3 separate regions of the Homo sapiens genome follow, and all the other regions are linked to region 1. Evidence: chromatin contacts called from ENCODE Hi-C or POLR2A ChIA-PET data. All regions are on one chromosome and are shown on one strand. Each heading gives the region's core, a stretch centred on a gene start or an enhancer-like site at or near the end of the contact. The rest is flanking DNA. Distances are from core to core; before and after follow the strand shown.

Evidence for each region. A loop is a pair of places that touch in the nucleus more often than their neighbours do. ChIA-PET counts read pairs that join two places held with the same protein, here RNA polymerase II (POLR2A). Pooled maps may share reads with other maps.
Region 2: POLR2A ChIA-PET joins it to region 1 with 10 read pairs in WTC11. The contact joins two enhancer-like sites. POLR2A ChIA-PET finds 5 or more read pairs at or near these places in 4 of 52 experiments (IMR-90, Panc1, WTC11 and 1 more).
Region 3: a loop to region 1 is called in a pooled map, with 3 times the contacts of the local background. The contact joins the promoter of LINC00705 here to the enhancer-like site in region 1. A Hi-C loop is called at or near these places in 2 of 50 pooled maps. POLR2A ChIA-PET finds 5 or more read pairs at or near these places in 2 of 52 experiments (MCF 10A and activated CD4-positive, alpha-beta T cell).

What each region holds. Positions count from the first base shown.
Region 1 is chr10:4,314,255-4,318,632 of GRCh38, forward strand. No RefSeq gene overlaps it. Among named protein-coding and RNA genes, the nearest start is that of LINC00703, 68 kb to the right of the region's middle. Within about 2 kb of position 2,342, at least 9 of the 41 ENCODE cell types and tissues checked have a DNase peak (open chromatin) inside an H3K27ac peak, as active enhancers do; they include IMR-90 and Panc1, where a contact is called at or near this core.
Region 2 is chr10:3,807,732-3,812,109 of GRCh38, forward strand. It overlaps LOC105376364 (a long non-coding RNA gene), which reads left to right. Exons shown (of 2, transcript XR_930580.3): 2 at 1-786. Among named protein-coding and RNA genes, the nearest start is that of LINC02639, 24 kb to the right of the region's middle. RefSeq lists enhancers at 1,664-3,940, 1,664-1,989, 2,117-3,316, 3,604-3,853, 4,154-4,313 and a cis regulatory region at 2,384-2,729. Within about 2 kb of position 2,525, at least 37 of the 41 ENCODE cell types and tissues checked have a DNase peak (open chromatin) inside an H3K27ac peak, as active enhancers do; they include IMR-90 and Panc1, where a contact is called at or near this core.
Region 3 is chr10:4,654,141-4,658,518 of GRCh38, forward strand. LINC00705 (long intergenic non-protein coding RNA 705) reads left to right here and starts at 2,016. Exons shown (of 3, transcript NR_015425.1): 1 at 2,016-2,180. MANCR (mitotically associated long non coding RNA) reads right to left here. Exons shown (of 4, transcript NR_024475.1): 3 at 3,461-3,585.

The DNA of each region.
Region 1 (4,378 bases), core at 1,092-3,591:
GATAGTATATGAGCTTCACCCTACTTATGCGGTAAAATTAAGATTTTTCCAAGCGTAAAAGGTCATAAAATGAGCTAACTGCAGAAGTGCCTTATTAATGAAAAGATGTCAAATTAGTAGATATAAAATGAATAGCCATTATCTAACAAGTGATGTTTTTAAAATATTTTAAAATTATAATATAAATACATGGCTATAGTAAAACATCTAGAGAACATAGTATTTTAAATATGACAGGCTTTATTAAAATAGTATTTTTCATTGAATGTACTGATTGGTAAATTATAAGGAATGGAAGCAAAAAAAAAGAATGGAAGGTTGGACAGTCATCGTATTAGAGCCAAATGTTATTAGAGCTTTGAGGCATAAAATATGTAAATTTAGCAATAAGACATGACTGAATTTGAATCTCTGTCCATCCCATAAACATGTACTAAATTTAGATATACCAATATAACAATATTTTGTATATATATGTAACATACGTATACACACACAACACATATATAATATATACACACACATGCATGCACACACACACATATATATATATGCATACATATATAAATGTATAAAACCTTGGACAAGTTACTCCCTTCTTCACTTCTTTCAGCCTAACAATTTTTCCTCCATAAAAACAGAGGTACTGGCTAGGGCTGTGGCTCACACTTGTAATCCCAGCCCTTTGGGAGGCTGAGGCAGGAGAATCACTTGAGTCCGGAAGTTACACACCAGCGTGGACACCACAGTGAGACCCTGTCTCAAAAAAAAAAAATTAAATAGCTAGGCATGATGGCTTATGCCTGCAGTTCCAGCTACTTAGGAGGCTGAGGTAGGAGGATCACTTGAGCCCAAGAGTTCACAGCTGCAGTGAGCTAGGATCATGCCACTGCACTCTAGCCCAGGTAACAGAGTAAAACCATGCCTCAAAACAAAAACAAAAACAAACCCAGAGATACCAATACAATTACTATCTGTGCATGTCTGTAGAGACTAAAGTGTTAAAAGAGATAAACTTTGTGTCTGGTACATTACAAGCTTGATAAATATTATTTTCTCTTTAGCTCCATTATTTCTAATAAATTAATGGGAAGTTTAGGATGTATGCACTAATGATTATCATAAAGTTTAAAGTGTGCTTTTGTTTGGTTTGTTTCTATCTATTGATCAGATGGTTAGAGTCACTCTATAGTTGGGCCTTAATAATGTGTGTAGTATGTGTGTGAGAAAAACAGAGAGAGATATGGGGGAGACAGCTGAGAGAGAAAGAGGGGGAAAAAGAGACTAAGAGAAAGAGAGAAAGAGTGTGCATAGGGGGTGCATAAACTGACATCTACAAGAACACAGTCAACTAATTCCCTGTGTCTTTTACTGAAACAATCAGGCAGTTGTGTCTCTTCTTCCACACCACTGTTCAGTAATGTGTTTACTCATTGCTTCCCAAGATTATAGCTTTGCACTGCAGCATCGAAGGGAAATTGCCACTCTCCTGTGTTTTTACTGGAAGGCAAGTACGGTGGAGAGAGCCAAAACTCCACTGGAGGCTACAGATGTTTTGAGAGCGTAAGCAGATTTTCACAGCTTCCAAGTACCGAACAGTCCCTGCTAAACATCTTTTTATGTGCAATGATTGAAAATTTTCATGGGAATAATTTTCCAGTTGAAAGAATAAAAGCAAAAACAATCATAATGAGAAACAATGAAAATCCCTTTTACATCTGAAGGTTTTGTGTGCCGTCATTTTATCATGTGAGTGTTTTGAGTGATGGGCTAGCAGGAGATGTTTTAATCTCTGTAAGCCACTTAACCTTTTTGTACCTCATTGAAGGATATTAACACCTATCTCTCAATGTGTGTCATTATTTCTTATGTTCCTTGAAAATATAAAATATTTTGTCTGCAGTTATTATACTTAAGATCTATAGGTTTCTCTTTTCTGTGACCCCTGCTAAAAGAGAATTATCAGAACACTATCTTTCTGAATCTAAGGAGAATTTTGTAAGAAACACATTATGTCTTTTCAAAAATCTTTAAACAGCTGCGGTTGATCCGAGAGAAGGCGGCATCTATCGGGCAGCTGATGAAAGTGTGTCGTGGAAAGGACCTAAGCTATGTCTGCACCCAAACAGACTCTCTTTGTTCTCGGAGGATTAGATAGTGCAGCCAGTATGTGGCTACTTGGAAAGGGTGGGTGGGCGAAGGAAGAAAAAAAAAAGATATTTGTTATAATATTGGTGCATGTAATATTGATGGGAATAGAACCAAACAGAAACTAGTGACTCGGTGTCATGCAGGAGGCTCCTGACCAACAGTGTTCTGTGGATGTGTTTTTATCAAAGCAGGCACTGGGGGAAGTGGTCCAGCCGCGGAATGCCATCGTCATCTGATCACCCTGCGCTTCTGAGTCAGTGGGCCTGGCAGAACCAAGGGCACTTCAGAGAGTCTTATTGGAACAGTAAGTTTCCATGTGTCCAGATGACATCACCCTCAGCAGGCCTGAAGGGAAGGAATGGGCCAGAGAGTAGCCCGCAAAAAGATTTGTTTGATTTCCAACAGGAGCCCCAAAATTGGGCATTTATTTCAGGGCTTAAAAAATAATAGCATTGAAATAATAAGTAGGTGGTAGGATGACAATTTTAGAGACCCTGATGCCTTTTTTGTGAATAACTTTAAGAGTGCTGTCCTTTTGTTTTTCTTGGCTGCCAATATTAGCATAGGAAGTACACAAAACTGGAGGGGGACTCCATCTTGCTGTGAATATAGAATTGTGGACAGGTATTTGTTGGGGAAAGCTGTTGATGCCCAAAGAGAGGAGCCTAGAAATAAAAGTCACATTTCTCTTTAAAGCTTTTCCTCTGCCTATGAGCCAGCTCTCCTCATTCAGACAACCAGGTGGTTCTCAGAGAGATAACTATGGCTGCATCTAAAGCTCTGGCATGTTTCGTTGAATATACTTTTTCCAGTGCCTCTCCTTTCCCTTTTATGCCCATTTCAAAGCTTTCCTCATTTATACATCAAATCTTCATAGCCTTCACAGTCATACTTCTACACAATACAGAATTTGCTTAATACATATTTTCCCCAAAAAACACTTTTTTAAAATGAAAATTTTCATTGAGGTTATGAGATATACCCTGAAAGGAAATACAATATAGGTCATGGTTGAATAAATTTTTGCAAACTAAACACACAGCATTAATTAGCACCCATGTTAAGATACAAAATACTAACAGCACCTTCGAAGCCCTTTTGTTCCCCTCCCAGTCATTAACTCCAGCCTGTATCCTGACTTCACTACCATGGATTGATTCTGCTTGCTTTTGAACTTCACATGAGTGGAATCCTATCTAGCACATGTACTCTGTTGCGCCTGGCTTTCTTTTCTCAATAGAACTTTTACAAAATTCTCTTGTGTTGTGGTGTGCATTTATTCATTCTCATGGTTACAGAGTATTATATGAATATGATACATTTGGGCTGTTTACTGTCTTTGAATATTATAAATAGTGTAGCTATGCACATTCTCATGGTTGTTTTATGGTGAACAAATGCACACATTTCTGTTGCACACAAATCTACACCTAAAAGTGAAATGTTACACTTAATTCACCTCAGTACATATGGCTAAATAACTTTCTACAGTCCTGTCACCCATATATGAGAGTGCCAGGAGCTCCACAATTTTGCCCACACTTGGTATTGTCTACTTTTTCTATATTTGCCATTCTTGTTAGTGAGTCAATAGTTATTTGCCTTCTAATATATTTCCTAAAATAAATTGATCTCTAATGGTAAAATAATGAGCCCAAGATTAGATCTCTCCTAGAAATTTTGTGTTGCAAGTGATTTAATAAAATTAACTCAAGAAATGCCACAAACAAAGCAAACAGGAAGAGGCAAACACAAATTATTTAACAATTTTAAAGCAATAAATATATGTCAACAAGTAGTTCACTAAATTTTATCTCATCCCACTCCATAAAGTCATTCACTATGATTTAAACATCAGAGAAATTTTTGTTTTTTCAGACGAGCCCCAAACATAAAGCTTAGGCCTCCTCCATCAAGCTCTAATTCTTGATGTATCCATTATGATGCAACCTAGGAACCATTAAAAGGGGTTGGACCTGATGGTGATTGCCTAATTCTGATTTTGGATTCAAGTCATATAAGATACGTAATTCAACAATAAAAGAATCAATCCCAAGAAGCCACTTGTTAGATATCTATGTACGAAGCTGATACTTTATTTTGTGAGCTGAATAATGATATTAAGTTTCCCTTTTATTTACTATCAATAAATTTCTCCCTCCAAATCAGTGAGTGCACTCAAGACTCCACATTTGTGCTTAAAAAAAGGCAGAGGCTAAATTCCAAA
Region 2 (4,378 bases), core at 1,275-3,774, 510 kb before region 1:
TCCGTCCCTTCTGCATGCCTCCTGCACTCGGTGGCTGTGCTCTGGGAGAGTTACCCTGCGATCTACACTTTCGGCTGCACCACCCTCTGCAGTGAAGAGTGTCTAAGGTTTCCCTACTGCACAGAACACTCGAGATCCGTGGTGTGACAGGAAGAGCTTTCCAGCTGCGTGGCCTTGGGCCGTCTTACTCTCTGGGCCTCAGTTTCCTCATTGGTAGCATGGAGCACTGAAAGCTACGAACAGGAGCTGTGAGGGTGAATGGAGGATTCATGCCAGAGCCTGGTGGGATGCCCCTGCAGAGCAGATGCTCAGGAAACCCTCCTGCCAGCTCCTGGGGAGCACGGGAGGCGCTGGCTCCTTAGTTCTCTATGGAAGGACGGTTCTGCACCAGATATTATTATTAGAGTCTCTTATTTGGAATTCTGGACTTGTGTGCTCGACAGGGGCCTCAAGTCCCCAGTGTCGCTCAATAGTGACAAACCCAAATAAAAGATCCTGGCAAATGATTAGCAGCCTTTCCTGCTGCTGTGCTCATAAACGCTGTTGCTATTTTTGGGCCAGCATTGTTCAACCTGGATTTAGTTCTCCTTTGCTGTCTATTTTGGCTCTGACCTGCTCTGAAAGGGCAGGCTCCACGCCGGGTGTCACGCCCAATGGCTTCTCCACGGTCTTTGTCCAAATGGACTCAGTGAGGATATCACCAGCGGAAAAGTAAAAGATGAGAGGACTTGAAAAAAATATCTTCCATTCAGAATCTTTTTAAAAATATACTTTCAAACAAAGAGGTATTATAGAAAGCATTTTGCTTTTTCGTTTAAAGCTAAAGAAAATCAGAGTCACCTAGAAATGTGAGTTACTGGAGGAAGAGAGGAATGGTTAAGATCATTCTACAGTGTCTATATGTACTTATATATCCCAGTGTCTGTGTGTACATGCGTGTATGTCTGTGTATGTATGTGTGTCTGTGTGTGTCTCTCCATGTGTCTGCCTATATATCTGCATGTGTATACGTGTGTATGTATATCTGTGTATGTACATGTGTATATATGTGTATGTCCGTGTGTGTCTCTGTGTGTCTCTGTGTGCATGTATGTGTATATGTGTGTCTGTATGTATACATGTATGTCTGTGAGTCTCTTTGTGTGTCTGCCTGCATATCTGCGTGTGTGTGTGTATGCTCTGTGTGCGTTTGTATATGTCTGTGTGTCTGTGTATACACATGTGTGTCTGTGAGTCTCTCTGTAGGCGTCTCTCTGTGTGTCTGCCTGCATATCTGCATGTGTGTATGTGTGTATGGTCTGTGTGTGTTTGTATGTGTGTCTTTGTGTCTATGTGTATTCATGTGTTTCTGTGGGTCTCTCTGTGTGTCTGCTGCATATGTGCATGTATGCATGTGTGTATGGTCTGTGTGTGTTTGTATGTGTGTCTGTGTGTCTATGTGTACGCATGTGTGTCTGTGAGTCTCTCTGTGTGTCTGCCTGCATATCTACATGTGTGTATGTGTGTATGGTCTGTGTGTGTTTGTATGTGTATCTGTCTGTGTCTGTGTGTAATTCTTTATCTCCTCCGTTTTCTGAGCAGGCTGGTCCTTTGAATCCCAGGAGATAATTTTTCCTTATACTTACTAGAGGAGTCTGTCAATACAGTAGAAGCACAATGTAAATGGGGGATTAACACCTTGAGATAATTTGAATCCACTGTCATTCACCCTTTCTGAAATGCACAAGCTTGCAGGCACCTACCCTCCTGCTACAGGACAGAAAAAAACACGGTGGTTTTATTTCCATTTCTTATCACACGGTGTCCACTGCCTGAGCTGCACAGGGAGGCATTTTGTCATTTCACTGTAGGGGTCTCCTGTGGCCCCGAATCTCATGTGTTTGTGTCCCTAGGAGCTGCAGCCCCAACCATGTCATGAAGAGGGGTCGGCACGGGGGCTTCTGGCTGTGGCACACACACGTGTTAACCTATAAGGCTCACTTCCTGCCCACAAGGGTCAGAGTGTTGTTTTTTTTTTTTTGAGACGGAGTCTCCCTCTGTCGCCCAGGCTGGAGTGCAGTGGCGCGATCTGGGATCACTGCAAGCTCCGCCTGCCGGGTTCACGCCATTCTCCTGCCTCAGCCTCCTGAGTAGCTGGGACTACAGGAATCTGCCACCACACTCGGCTAATTTTTTGTATTTTTAGTAGCGACGGGGTTTCACCGTGTTAGCCAGGATGGTCTCAATCTCCTGACCTTGTGATCCACCCGCCTCGGCCTCCCAAAGTGCTGGGATTACAGGCGTGAGCCACTGCGCCCTGCTGAGAGTTTTTTATTGATCATTCAGTGATTCTGAAGGGAAGACAGTTCTACTCTCACTGCCAGTGACAGCACAGCCCAGGAGAGCAAGGGCAGGCTCCTCTCCAGGTGTGGCTGCTCTCCATGGCCTGGGTCATAGTCTGGAGATGACTGAAGAGTTAGTCTTGGGGCTGTTGCTTGTGAGAACTGGAGAGGTGTGTGTCATTATCTGAATCGGCCAGGCCCACGCCAGGGTGAACTGGGCTTACAGGAAATGCAGTCACAGGTGAGACAACCTTTGGCACCAGCTCCCAACTTTCAGTTCAGAGAACGGTGAGTTCCCGGTACAGGGAGTGGAAGCTGATGTCATTGAAAAGATATTGCCTTGCTTTGAAATCAGCAAGCGTGGTCAAAGTTCTCCAGTATATACACACAGAGGAAAAATGTGGCTCTGAATCACCATGGGCAGCTTTTTGATAAACAGATATTCAAAAAAAAAAAAAAAAAAAAACAACAGAAAAAACAGCCCATGTGTGGTTTTTCTGAGAATGCTACACGGCTTTCATATGTGCATTTTGACCCTAATTTCACTTACAACTTTCTCATAAGATACTGTTAGGAGTGAAAAGCCACAATTAGCTCTAGGCCAAGAGTGAATAATTTCAACAGCCTCTCTAAGATGGTTTATATTTTTGGAGCCATATATGGGTGAAAGTAACGATTTCCACAGGAGGACAAACAAAAGGAGATTTTTGCACACAACAGGGAAAAGAAAAAGGTTTAAACTTTCACATGTGAAAAAGTTCAAATTCCCAAGCCTTGCTGAACACAACCCCAGGTAGTTTTAAAATTTGCTTTCAATAAAAATTTATTTGAAATGAAATGCTTTACTAACTTTCATGGCTAAATCAGGAAACACCGTTTTCACTAATTAATATTAAACAGTTGGCGAGCACAGCACTTCTGGATGTGTTCCTTCTTCATAACTAAAAATGAGTGAAATTGTAATTGAATTCTGATGATAATCTTAATAGCATCATTCTCTACGTTGACTCCTTAAAGCAATTTTATATTTGCAAATTGTCTTTGCCTTCCTTTTAGCTTAGTTATATAGCTTGCTTTGCTCAAAGAGTAAAATTAAAGTCTTAACTAATGTCAAATGGTTTTGCTTTTCCTGTGTAAACATAAATATGTTAAGAAATGTATAGTAAGTTATCTTATTTTAATAGAGACTCATCAGTGCTAGTTATTTAGTGCCTCTCAATAGTATTTCTGGCAAACTGCACATGGCCTTCCTCATAGAATGAGGAGTGGGCATTGACATGAATTTCTAAATTGTGGCATTTCCTGGCATGATGTCAGTTGGCTTAATCATCTCAACTGTCAGCTCACACCCTTGACAGCCAGCTCGGGAGCTGGGGAGAGTCCAAATTTGGTGTTCTGAAGGAGCTCACAGGGGTCTCTGGCACGTAATGATCACCTTGAAAGTCATCGATTTCAAAAAGAACATTCCACTGTGGAAGAGCAGCCAAGAGAAGCAAACCTCAGGCACACACAGTCTGTAACAGAAACCGAAACTCCTAGCAGGAAAATACCATGACCTGCAGTGACAGGGCCAGACCATTTCAGTGAACTCAGCATGCAGAACTGTGTGGGGAAGGGCCCCATGAGAGAGTTACTATGATTATTATTAAGAGGTGAAAAACATTCTCTAAAATGGTGCGGTGTCAGAGTTAGTTTCCAGAAGGCTTGCTAACCTGCAGGGGCTGGGGTAGAAAGTCATTCTATAAAAGGCATAGGTGCAGCTGTGACTTCGAACGTTTCCCTGTGGATGAGATGCCCACACATTTCAGGACACATGTACTATGACGTTTTGGGTGCAGAGAAACGCTGCACCAATCACTCAGCTCCTGTCTCTCTGCCATCAATTTTGTCAAATGTCAAAAATCATCTATTCAGAGATGCCTATGTAGAACAGAGGAGGGGACTCTGAGTATTTAGGAATCAGTTTCCTAACTCAGCTCATCACCCTCTCACTCAGGACAACTTCCGCTTGCCTAGTGGGGAGAAGCTTCCAAGTGCAGTGTGGGCACTGGAGGGAA
Region 3 (4,378 bases), core at 766-3,265, 340 kb after region 1:
AGGCTATTTAGCAGAAACAGCCATTTTCTTTTATATAAATTGTTATCTTAGTTCAGTTATTTTGTCTTTAAAAATACATTGCTTCAAAAAAATGCAAACTGAACTATGCTTAATTCAATTCTTTCCATTGGCATGTAAATTTTAATTTACAATATAGCACCAGGTCCTTTTAGTGGCTTTGTTTAAATTGTTAGAGAGACTAAGACTATTTTAATAAACAATTTCAGAAATACAAAAATCTAGGGAATAATACGCTCCAGTTTATGACCGTACAAAAATATGTATATTCACCTATCCTGCTAATGGGCATTCTGTTTATTTCCATTGTTTATTATAATTTAAAAATTACTACATCTCTTTATTGACCATTACAAATTCTTCTTCTGTCAATTGCTTATTCTTATCCTTCAATGTTTTTTTTTTTCCTTTTTTGGTCTTTTCTTTTTGATTTATTAGGCAATTTTAAATAGTTTGATTACTACTTCTTTCTGTGTTATATGCACTGTCAATCTGTTCTTCCCTTCAATGGCTGGTTTGTTGTTTTTACCTCAGAACATTCGGTCAAGTGTTTCAGAGGTTAAACTCTATTTGTATATTTATTGCCTTTATGACTTGTACTTTTTCTTTATGGCCTGATTTCGATAATTCTTTTCTCCTTCACAGACCTAAAGAGCTTTTTCTATATTTTCTTCTACAATGTTGAAGTTTTATTTTTTACATTTAATTTCACATTGAGTAAAATTTATTTTTTATCTGTTGTGAACTAGAGATCTGCCTTTTCCATGTGGATATCCAACTTCCCAGGAATATTGAAAGAGAAGCAAATCTTTTTTTTTTTCTTTTTCTCTTTTAGTATACAAAAGGATGTAACAAGATCCCTAGGACAAATCTGATGTTAACTGAATTAAGTGGATTAGTATTAAATTAACTGGCCCGATAATTACAGGAAGGCATTATAAGTCCCTAGGGAGCCCAAGGAGGGTGAAGCCTCATGCCCCTTTGGGTAGTAATACAGGGACTAACTATACTCCTTGCTCCCACAGGACAGAACATTCTCTAGGTTTTTCATTCCCGACTCAGTAGCACTCAAAGCTTTTCTTAAGGTAAATTAAAGTTATGGAGAAAGGCATCACTCTGTAGCCACTGTTTTCCAAGAGTAACATTCCAAGGCAGTATCTAGGGAGCCAGCAAAGATTCTGTCCTGTCTACCATTTTCCCATGAATGACATCATAATAGAACCTCCCGGTCTTATTGCCTTTTCTTATTGGTAACAAAAGATGACAAACTAGGTAATTTATATTAAAAAGTTTATTTAGCTCATAGTTCTAGAGGCTGGAAGTCCACAGTGCCGGCATCTGTGAGGGCCTTCTTGCTGCCTCACCTCATGGCAGAGGGCATCACATGCTCAGAGTGGGAGCAAGGGAGCCAGGGAGAGCTCACAGGCACAAGAATAACGCTGCTGTGATAATAAACCCACTCCTGGGACAGCAACATTCATCCCGTCATGAGAACAGAGCCCTCATTCATCCATTCATCTCATCATAGGGGCAGAAGGATTACATTTCTAACACATGAACTTTTGGGGGACACATTCAATACCTAGCACTCCCAAAATATTCACTAAGAGTGAGAGTAAATTGATTTAATTTCAGACTGTTCTTGGCAGTCCATAAGTAGAGATTTCCAAGTTTTACAATAGAGAATTAAAATGATTGAAAAATATTCTAAAAAAAAAAAAACAACCTGCAGAAGAAAGCTAGAAAATCAGAAGATGAAATATTTTTTAGGCATAAAATATGCATGCAGTTTATAGACAATGGAGATGTGCTAACTCTTGAAAACGTGCTTCGACATCTCAAATTGCTTAAGGCTTTTGCAACAAAATAACTTACCAGTGTCAGGCCATGGTAGAATATGAGTTCACAATGAATTTTTATGCCTGGGTTTCTGTGACCCAAGTTATGCTGAAGAATATGAGAGACACCACCTTTTAAAAATTTTTACATAGCCTGCGGCCACTGCAATTCGTTAATCCCTTTGGAAAATTGCTTAAGCCTGGCATGTTTTGTAATGAACTTTATCTCTTCACTACCAAAAGTCGTAAAAAGGAACTTCAGTGAGGAAAGAAACACAATTGATAATTGAATATTTCAAAGAGATCAGCATTTTAGAAAACTGGGTATGTATTAATATGCTATATCTGACATATGACATGAAAATGACATATATAATATAATTTTGTTTATACTATTATATATTTTATACATTTTGTGTTATAATACATTTTGAATATATGTATATATATACACATACATATATACACACACACAATATATATAGGAAAATAAAATTAAATATTATCAGAATGTTTATTTCTTGATGATGGGAATTTGAGTGGTTCTTTTTTTACTTTATTTCTATTGTTATTCATTTGGTATTTTCCAAATTTTGTTCAGTGATTTTTTATTACTTTTACAATGATAGACATTATGTTTGGAGGCAGAAAAAAGAAGGGAACAGACAAGAAACGTTCATTTGAAAATTCTAAATGCAGAACATACCTGAAGTCAAAGTGTCCCCCGTCACTGAAAAACCAAAGCCACCAATATCAAAGAAGCGTGGGCCCTTCCGCCCCCTACTGTCTATCTTCAGTAACTGTCCAGTGAGTCTCCGCCTTTTGTTAGCAGGAATCTAAGAATCTCCTGGGAAGCTTGCTGTTTGCAAAATTAGGAAATCTTGAGCTACATCCTCAGATAATCTGAGGCTGGATACCCTCAAACTATACTGTGAGAAACATCATCAAAATTAAGTTACATGACGTGATCACAGCTATAGTAATAAAATCAGAAAAAATATGGACATCATATTTAGAAACACAAATTGGCAACGAGATTTCTTTCAGTTTTAAAAAAGTGTATTAGTATATAACATAATATAGTATGTATTAAAATAATATACATTTAAGGGTATATAAATATATGCTTAGTACACATTGTCAGTATTAATATCAATACATTACCTTTTATACATATGTATGTGTGTTTGTTTGTGTATTTATGCACATGCAGCTTTATATTTGCCTATGTAGTTGTATATATGTAGAGTGCATAGTATAGTGTGGATGTGTGCGTATGTGGTATGCATATACCACACACACAGAGTCCTGCACATACACACACAGAGCCATGCATCGTTTAACAATGGGGATACATTCTGAGAAACGCATCCATAGGTGATTTTGTTGTTATGCAAACATCATAGTGTGAACTTTCACAAAACTAGACAGAAGAGCCTACTACACACCTACTGCTGCTAGGCAACAAACATGTACAGCCTGTTATTGTCCTGAATACTGTAGGCAATTGTAACACAATGGTATTTACATATCTAAACATAGAAAAGATACAGTAAAAATATGGTATAAAAGATAAAAATGATGCACCTGTGTAGGACACTCACCATGAATGCAGCTTTCAGGACTGGAAGTTGCTCTGGCTGGGTCAGTGAGCGAGTGGTGAGTGGATGTGAAAGCCTTGGACATTACTGTATGCTACTGCAGACTTTACAAGCACTGTACACTTAGACTACACAAAATGTACAAAAAAATTTCTCTCATCAATAATGAATTAACCTTAGCCCACTATAACTTTTTTTACAGTATAAACTTTTCACTTTGTTTTAACTTTCTGACTCTTGTAATTACACTCCACTGAAAACACAAATCCACTGTATAGCTGAACAAAAATATTGTCTCTTTTTATATCCGTATTCTATAAGCGCTCTTATATTGTTTAATTTTTTAATTTTTAAACTTTTTTGTTAAAAACTAAAACACAAACCACACAATAGCCTACACCTACACGGGGTCAGGATCATTATCACTGTCTTCCACCTACATTTCTTGCCCCATTGGAAGGTCTTCAGGGGCAACGTCACGCATTAAGCTGGCATCTCCTATGATGACAATGCCTTTTTCTGGATAGCTCCTGAAGGAAGTGCCTGAAGCTGTTTCACAACTGACCTTTTAATAATATATTAACATAAAGAGTACAATCTAAAATAACAATAAAAACTATAGCATATTAAACTAGTAACCTAATCATTTATTATCATTGTCAGGTATTATGTGCTATACCTTATTGTATGTGCTGTATTTTTATATGACTGGCAGTGCAGTAAGTCTGTGTACACAAGCATCACCACGAACACAGGACTAATGCATTTTGCTACAGTCTTACAGTGGCGACTGCCTGATGAGTTGGCAGGAGTTTGCCAGCTCCATTATAATCTTGAGGGATCACCATGGTATATGTGGTCCTTCGTTGAACAAAACGTTGTTATGCTGTACACGACTGTATGTACTTTTACAAATAATGC